Linked DNA regions of Mus musculus: region 1 is linked to region 2. Evidence: chromatin contacts called from ENCODE Hi-C data. All regions are on one chromosome and are shown on one strand. The core of a region is the stretch at or near the end of the contact, and the rest is flanking DNA. Distances in the headings are between cores, read along the strand shown.

Region 1 (4,434 bases), core at 614-3,113, about 60 Mb before region 2:
AGAACATGTGGTCTCTAGAAAAATCAAAGGGGAAACACACACAGGACTCAAAGAGTAGAGGGAGATACACACATAAATACAGTCAGTCAGTCATATATAGAACTAAAGAGCTTTGAAATATGGTATTTATGCTCCATCATCTCCCCTTAGTTTCCTTCAAGCTCTTTATTATGAAAGATACTGCAATATCCCTCACCTGCTGTTTTAAAAATAATTGTGTCCCTAAGTTGGGGCTGCTTACCTGCAAACTCTTGAGTGTTTACCCTAATTCCCTCACAACCTGCCCTGGGAAGCAAGAAACCAAGGCAGGGGTCAGGGGTGTGCTTCCAAAAACAACTTGTCTGAGGCCCGATGCTTCTTTGTGTAACTTCCTAGGAAGGAGTATTTCCCACACATACAGGACTCTAGAAAGCATTCCAGACACTGAGCCACAGGTAGCACCACCTGCCTAGAGAGTTCAGCACATCCCCAGTCAAAGGAAAGGGTGATTCTTTAGCCCAATTAGGCGATTCAAAGCTCTACCTTTCCTCACAGTCGCCCAGAGCCATACACCAAGACCCATACTGTGCGCAATGGTCTTCACCTTGACTCAAGTCAGGAAACCACACGAAATATTTGAAAAAGGAAGCAAAGGGAAGGGACACAGGAGGGGACTTCCTGTCCCAATATACCCAGCACAGCCCGATCAAACCACTCGAGGGGCCCTTTCCCCTTGGAACCTAGTTGTCCCATAAGAGCACAGGCACTGTGATCACAGATTCAGAAAGGGTCAGATTAGGGATAAAACAAACTATGCTCCCAACACATAATCCAAGATTGAGGATGCTTCGGTGGAGTACCTGAAAGGACTCGGCTGGGGATAGACAAGGGCCATTCCCCTGCCGATGGACTTTCGGCGGTCCATCTCCTCCTGCGACCCCTGTTTCATATGTAAATAACTCCAACCCAGTCTTTACTACTCCCACGACTTCTCCAGTGTGTTCACCTCTTCCCGGCAAAATTCATCTAACTGACCCTGGGCCCTCACCCCACGCCACCCAGACGGCGGCGCCCGCTGTCCCAGCAGTGTTCCGCCTCCTGCCCTGCGGCTCCCGCCCCCGCCCCGCCTCTCCGCTCCGGGACCCGCTCCTCAGTGATCGGGCTCCCAGGCATGACCCCTTACCCGTGTGGAGCCGATGTCCATCATCACCTCCTCGAAGGCCGCCGTCTCCTCGGCCTGACGCTGCTTCTGCAGCGCAATCTTCTCACTAAACTTGCGTGGATTGGACGCTGAGGCTGTGGCGGAACCCGGCCCGTTCGCCCCTGACGTCGCCATCTTACCCCCGCGTCCGTCCCCGCCACCTTCCCAGTTCCAGCCACGGCCTCTGCCGCGGGCCCGGCCCGGCTCCTTCAGCCTTAGCAGCAGCCGCCGCCGCCTCCGCGAGCCCGGCGGCTCGGCCCCAGCCTACTCCAGACTCCGGACGCACCGCCTTCTGGGACTTGTAGTTTGTTTACGGGCTTCCTCTACGCCCTCAGACACGCAGGGAGGGCAGGAAGCGGACATCACTTCCCAGCAGTCGTGTGACCCCGGGAGGCAGGCACGCACGCCACCCCTCACCTACTCCCGGCGCACAGCAAGCCGGGAAAGGTAGTTCTACAACAGTCCCGAGCCTACGAACGGGAAAGGGAGAGGGATTCCCCAAGGAAGCTGAAGAAAAAACGAGGAAGGGAAGGGGTGGAGACAGAAAGGAAGAGAAAAAAGAGAAATTTGGTCATCCTCAGGAAAGGTGAGAAGTGGGGTGAGTGAAAACAAGGATCTTAAATCAACTGTATGCAACTGAGATTCATATCCTCTACGACTGGCCATCACACACACACACACACACACACACACACACACACACGACTGGCCATCACACATACACACACACGACTGGCCATCTCTCTCTCTCTCTCTCACACACACACACACACACACACACACACACACACACACACAGACCATCTCTCTCTCTCTCTCTCTCTCACACACACACACACACACAGACCATCTCTTCTCTCTCTCTCTCTCTCACACACACACACACACACACACACACACACACACACAGAATCAGATACCATAGAAGTGTATAGAAACATCTTTTATTTGGGTAACATATCCCAAAACAGGTCAGTTAGTAAAATAGATTCTACAGAGTACAGACCTATGCACAGCCCTCCCTCCCCAAAAATAATCCTGGGGGAGGGAGTCTGTCTCCCTCCACCCCGGACTCCTCAGATATAAAGTTTTGGCAGGTTATTGGTTTTTTTCTAGGTATGGACCACCATGTCCACTTTCTGTAGTGTCTGGTGTCAGTACCTACTTTTCTCTCACTCCAGACCAGTTCAGCAAATATTTCTTCCCCACCCCAAACTATGGGGCCTAAATAAAAGAGCAAATAGGTCTCCACTGAGGTGCTAGGCAGGCCCCAGCACCTCAGCACTGTGCTTTCAAAAAGGGGGCAGGTGAGCAATACATGTGCTACACACCTTTAATCCCAGTGCTCAGGAGGCAGAGGCAGACTGAGCTCTGAGTTTGAGGCCAGGACAACCAGGGTTATACAGAGAAACCCTGTCAAAAAAAAAAAAAAAAAAAAAAAAAAAAAAAAGCAAACAAACCTAAAGGGTGGGTGGGTGGGTATTTGGCACTTTAACAACAGACTAGTGAGCTAGGCAGTGGTGGCATGGCACCCCTTTAGTCCCAGCATTAAGGAGGCAGAGGCAGAGACAGGTGGAGCTCTGTAAACTCAAGCCCAGCCTGGTTTACAAGAGTGAGTTCCAGGACAGCCAAGGCTACACAGAGCAACCCAAAAAGGTGAGGACAGGAGAGGCCAGATAAATTACGAAAACTGGCAGAGAGACCATTTGGCACTAGTCCCTTAGTGGAAGACAAGAGAGAAATATAAGAGTAGGAGGGAAGAAAGGAGGAGGAACCATTTCAGCCATCAGAGTGGTGAGATGGGCTAGAACCAACAGGATACTGGCTTTGACTTACAGCCTCTGTATCTTTATCGCAAAGAGGCTGGATGCCTAACTCTCAGTTCTTCTGTCAGCTTGTCTCTGAGATGTACTGCCTGGCCTCTGACTGTAGCAGTCTGCCTCCTTCTAATGTCCCTGACCACGTCTGTAGTAACTTCGCTATCTCTTATTCTTTGGGTCTGGGGCTAGCCTCTTCTCTGCCCACTTCCATCTCATTATTCATAGTCCAAATGTCCCATCCCTATATCTAAGAGAACTCTTTGGTCCTCACTACTTCCCTTCTCCACTTCTTTCTATTTCCCACCAATTGAGAAGGGTAGGGAGGGAGGACAGGGGCACCTGATAGCCAACCTCCCCTGCCCTTTCTCTTGAAGCACCTTAGATTTGGACAAAGAGAAGGCCAGTGAGCAGGGCAAAGCCTGCTAGGAGCAGAATGACCTTGAGGATCCTCTGCTCAGAAGTGGCCAGTTCCTGGGGTAGAATTTCCAGGAAGGTGATATAGAGGAAGGTGCCAGCTGCCATGCCCTCTAGAACAGATTGGGCCAGCTGGTGCAGAGGCCCAGCTGACTCTGCCAGAGCTGCACCCAACCCGATGCCCAGAGGTGTCATACATGAGAAGAGGATCCCGCAGCCAGCCACCACCTGCACACGTAGGTGGCTCTGTAGCAGCCGCAGGGACAGGCTGACTGCCAGAATGCCTTTGTGAAGCAGCAGAGCTAGGCACAGCTCCATTGCCCGAGCCCTGTCTCGCTGCAACCCTACAGCCAGGCCCTCAAATACTGAGTGCAAGGCTAAGGAGAAGACCAGGACACAAGCACGCAGGGCTGAGGGAGCTGCTGGAGTTCCGCCGGCCTGGGGGATCCCTGGTCCATCGTGCCAGTGCTGAGGCCCACCATTCACTGTGCCCAGTAGAGCCCTTGTCTCTTCCGGGTGGGGTGGACTGGTCTGTTCCTTGTAAGCCAGCGTGATCTGCTCCATCACCAGGACCAGGAAGAAACCCATGGCCAAGATGAACTCTTGCAAGGGGAACTGAAGCTGTGAACAGAGGTGGCAACAAGAGTTCAGGAAATCAGAAGAAATCAGATGCAAAGCCTGGTAGAGGCTCTGTTATACACATCTGACGTCCCACACAGACAAGCCCCCTGTGGTCACACCATGATGAAGTCCGTTGGCGGCACAACCACAGAACAACACTTAATGGAACAGCTAATGGTATCCAAAGTATTACATGCAGACCAACTTTGGCACTAATAATATTTTGGGGTAAATATCTCTGCCATCACTGTCATGCATACTGTAAGTAAGCAGCATCTCTGGCTTCTACCCATCAGATGTGAGTCACAAACACAGTATCACCAACACTAAGCTGTGACCACCAAGAATGTCTCCACACATTACCCAGTCAGTCCTTCCTAAGGGTCAAGACTTCCCGAA
Region 2 (3,928 bases), core at 717-3,216:
TGATTTCTGACACTTTTCCTCCTTGTGAGCCTTTCTCACATGAGAGATGTTTACACAGCTCTCGGTATATAACATAGGGATACAGGGTGGACATATGCCAATAAGACACTACATAGAAATGCATCTTACTTGAAGTAATCCTTTAGCATATATACAATTCTCCCATTTACTAAGGGCAAAGTCAAATCTGCACACTAAATGAGATGGCTGTGCTTGCTTAATTCTACATAAAGAATTAAATTGGGGCTAGTTATTTGACACTGAAGGACGAAGAACATCTAAAAATTTTTCAGTTGATTAATCATTTATTTACACTTAAAGATTTGTTTCTTATTGTGTGTGTAAGTGTGTGTGTGTGTGAGAGAGAGAGAGAGAGAGAGAGAGAGATTGAGTGTGTATGTGTGCTGTGTGTGTGTGTATGAGAGAGAGAGATTGAGTGTGTGTGTGTGTGTGTGTATGTGTGTGCAATATTGAAAATGGCCCAGTGAGAGCCATGGATGCTCTGGAGTTGGAGTTAAGGTGATTTTGAGCTTCATGCTATTGGTGTTGAGAACTAAACCTGGGTTTTCTAGAAGAACAACAAGTATTGTTAACTGCTGAACCATATATCCAGCCCTAATATTTTATAATTGTCAATTCTGAGAATGCCACTTCTCAGAAATATATAGCACACAGAGCCAGAAGTATATCTTAAACCATTTCAGCAATTGTAGAATAATCTGTCTTAATCCCAAGTCAAATTTATGTACTGATTTTTTAAAATAAAATGTATCTATAACTTAAATAGCATTAAAAAGAAATCAGACACTTTTAACACAGTAAAAACAAACAGACTATTTTGATAACACTCTGGGGAACATGCTAGAAAACTATTGAAAGTCTTTTATTTTCTGTAATTAAACAATTCAGTTTTCATAAGAGCAGAACACTTTGTATAGACAAGAAAAATACTATAATACTTAATCTATAAATGTATAGAACCTGAGCCCAGGTGTGGAGAGCACCGTTCACTCACGTGTCGAGTCATAGGAGCACCTGCAGTGTTTAGGGCGGATGTGTGCTCAGAGCCACAGCTGCGGAGCCCTCCTGCAATGCCTCATGATAAGGTGTTGCCATGAGCACCTCTGAGACAGTTTGCACGCTTGGTTTCTAAGTTGCTTTTGGTTGCTGTGAATTCCTAACTCTACTAGTGATACCTTTTTCATCACTCCACATCCAGGATGGTAGGGATTAAAGTTTCAGGAGCTGTGAAATTGTGGAGTGGCTGTTACAGCCACTGGAAGGCCATGGCTGACCATACTTGGCTATACAAGTTCATATCAGTAGTCAGTGGCATCCATGCCTCAAGGCTGAAGCTACAAGTGAGTTGTCTGAACTGTAGTTCAAAGTTGTGGAGTACCTAATGTTGGCTGTACAGTGTTGGAAGAATAAACAGTGGCACACTTGGAATGCTCAAAGTGAACTTTACAAGATGCTGGTGTGGGCAAGGAACACCATAGGCATGGCAAAAGCCTTCTACTATGAAGGTCACCAGGTGGGTTCTTGCTGTTTCACTTTTCTGGCTCTCTGGTTATTCCCCTTCCATCCTATCTTTGCGAATCAAGCAAGTTTTGTAATTGCCTTCATCTATAGCTGGCCCAGGAAAGGCTGCTAAAGAATATTAGTGTGAGTGTTTATGGAAACCTGGTTTTGGTTTCAATTGGAAGCTGCACTATAGCTAATCACTTTTGTCCTTAAATGCTGTGCAGTCACTGAGGGTGGAGGGTGAACCCATAAGGATATATCCTACTGATGCACACTAAGTGCAAAGCCATGGTGGCTTCTTCAGACAGTTGCTCAAGGGCCTGCCTTCTGCTCTGCCAAGACCTACTGGAGCTCTGCTTGCTTTTCCTCACAGCTCTCTGCAGACCCGAGAGCTGGCAGGATGCCCCTGCCCTACCCCGAAGCTTTTCCTGTGTCCTGGTAGAAGAGTCAGTCTAAGATATCACTGTGATCAAGAAAGCCATGCCTTCTGAGTCACTGAGCCAGAGGAGAGGCCAAGGACAGCACCCCTTGTTTGGGGGAGGGTCTCTGGGTGTCTGACCATCCCAGAGACTACAAAGAAAGACCTGGCTCTAGTTTCCTTTCTCTTTCAGTAAACATACGCCTCACTTACTGGAACCTGGTTCAGTGAGAACAGTGTTCTGCCTGAACAGAGCATTGCCACGTCAGGCCAGAGTGAGGGTGGTGTGGTTCCAATAGACAAAACCAGTACAACCCATGACTGACATGTGACAGAGTACAAGGGTCTGGAAAGGGAAGATCCCACATCCTTCCTCCACTCCCAGTTCCTTGCTGCGGGAGGAGCACTGGTCTCCTGTTCTCTGTGTACAGTGGTTTAAGAAAGCTGGCTTTGCTCTGCCTTTGGATTCAGAGGAGATGGAGTACAGCTCTGGGAATCCCAGGTCGAATGCACTAAATGAGAATCTAGTACTTATTCTGATGGCAAGAGGAAGAAGCAATGACTAGCGGGTAAAATAACACCACATTGAAGCACAGCGACAATGTGAGAGGCCCTGCTGGCTGTCTTACGTGCAGCCACAATGCTGGTTCTAAGACACCATGGAAATATACCCTGCATGCCAGAAGTTTGTGTAATAAGGTGTGCTAATTTCAGTTATGGAAAACTTAGCTTTCCGTACTTGGATTTCATTTCAAAAGAGATTTTGTATTTTTTAAATGCATTTGTTTTCCTACAGCGACATGTGTCTCTGAGATACACCTGATACTACTGTATAACTTCTGAGTAGCGGGTTCAACTCCACCCTTTTTTACATCTAGGTACATTGACATTTGCATATGCTGCCACCAGGTGGTGGCAAATCCCTTGAGTCACGTGTATTTTAACTTTGAAAAAATCCCATTAAATTAAAAAAACACTAAAATATTTCTTTAAATTATATCTTTAGATGCTCAATATGTAAAGTAAGTCAGCCAAATTACGATAGCAAGAGTGGGAGAGAAGTTTCAAAGCCCAGTACCATTTGAAAATCCCCATAATGCTCGTATTTTATCTGGCATTAAGATATGAACTGTTTCTTCAAATAAAAAAAGAAAACTTAAAGAATAGAAAAAGTAATAGTCCAGAGCAAGAAAAGGGGATGGAGAGCACTTCCTAGAGCCAGGAGGAAGGTGGTGGAGATGCTGTGGAGTGGAATTGATTCTGCATGGGTGGTGGGAGAGGCAGACAGGCTTGGGAAAATGACTGTGGTAAGCCTTTTCCTCTGGGGCTCTGTGTTGGTGGAGTTGTGTCCTGCAGAAGCTTCTGGAAGGAGGGCTAGCGTGGAATGCTATAGCTGAATCTGTGATTGACGTGGTTTCATCAGATGATCAGATTCATCTTTGTCTAAATAGTCAACCCAGAGTTGCAGCTGGGTCCTCAGGTTCAAGGGCCAAGTCTTCCAGCGTGTGGGGTTCCAGGTGGCCGGCTTTCGATTTCTCAGTGCTCTCCTGTGCCGCTAGAAAAGACAGAAGGTAAGAGGCACAGCATGCGCAGACACTTGTTTTACCACCTTGATAGGGTGATTCTCCATGGCACACATGATCAGCATTAGAAACAATGCCTCTCCACTGGCTAACACACACACTTCCCATTGTGGCATGTGTGTGTGTGTTTGTGTGTGTGCGTGTGGGTATGTATGTGTGTGTGCTGTGAGAAGCTGTGTGTATATGGGGCATGACTGTGTATGAGGACAATAGCAGATGCCATGTATCTTGCTCTATCATTCCCCGACTCATGTCTTTTAGCAGGTCTGTTACTGAACCTAAAGATTACTAATTTTTTTGGTCAGACTGACTGCCAGCAGGCCCAGGGATGCTCCTGTCTGCATCCACCAGGGCAGGGTTATAGGTGTGGCCAGTTATGCCTGCTTTTTGTGTAGAAATTGGA

Evidence for each region. A loop is a pair of places that touch in the nucleus more often than their neighbours do.
Region 1: a map of regulatory T cell shows a loop between it and region 2 (912-fold over the local background). The contact joins the promoter of Crtc2 here to the enhancer-like site in region 2. A Hi-C loop is called at or near these places in 4 of 37 maps with a recorded cell type or tissue (T-helper 1 cell, T-helper 17 cell and regulatory T cell).

The regions. Positions count from the first base shown.
Region 1 is chr3:90,251,287-90,255,720 of GRCm38, reverse strand. Crtc2 (CREB regulated transcription coactivator 2) reads right to left here and starts at 1,863. Exons shown (of 14, transcript NM_028881.3): 1 at 1,163-1,863. The coding sequence starts at 1,315. Slc39a1 (solute carrier family 39 (zinc transporter), member 1) reads right to left here. Exons shown (of 4, transcript NM_013901.2): 4 at 2,109-4,035. The coding sequence ends at 3,379.
Region 2 is chr3:30,159,454-30,163,381 of GRCm38, reverse strand. The region is part of intron 2 of Mecom (MDS1 and EVI1 complex locus); the gene reads left to right. Among named protein-coding and RNA genes, the nearest start is that of Mecomos, 140 kb to the right of the region's middle. Within about 2 kb of position 1,966, at least 1 of the 3 ENCODE cell types and tissues checked has a DNase peak (open chromatin) inside an H3K27ac peak, as active enhancers do.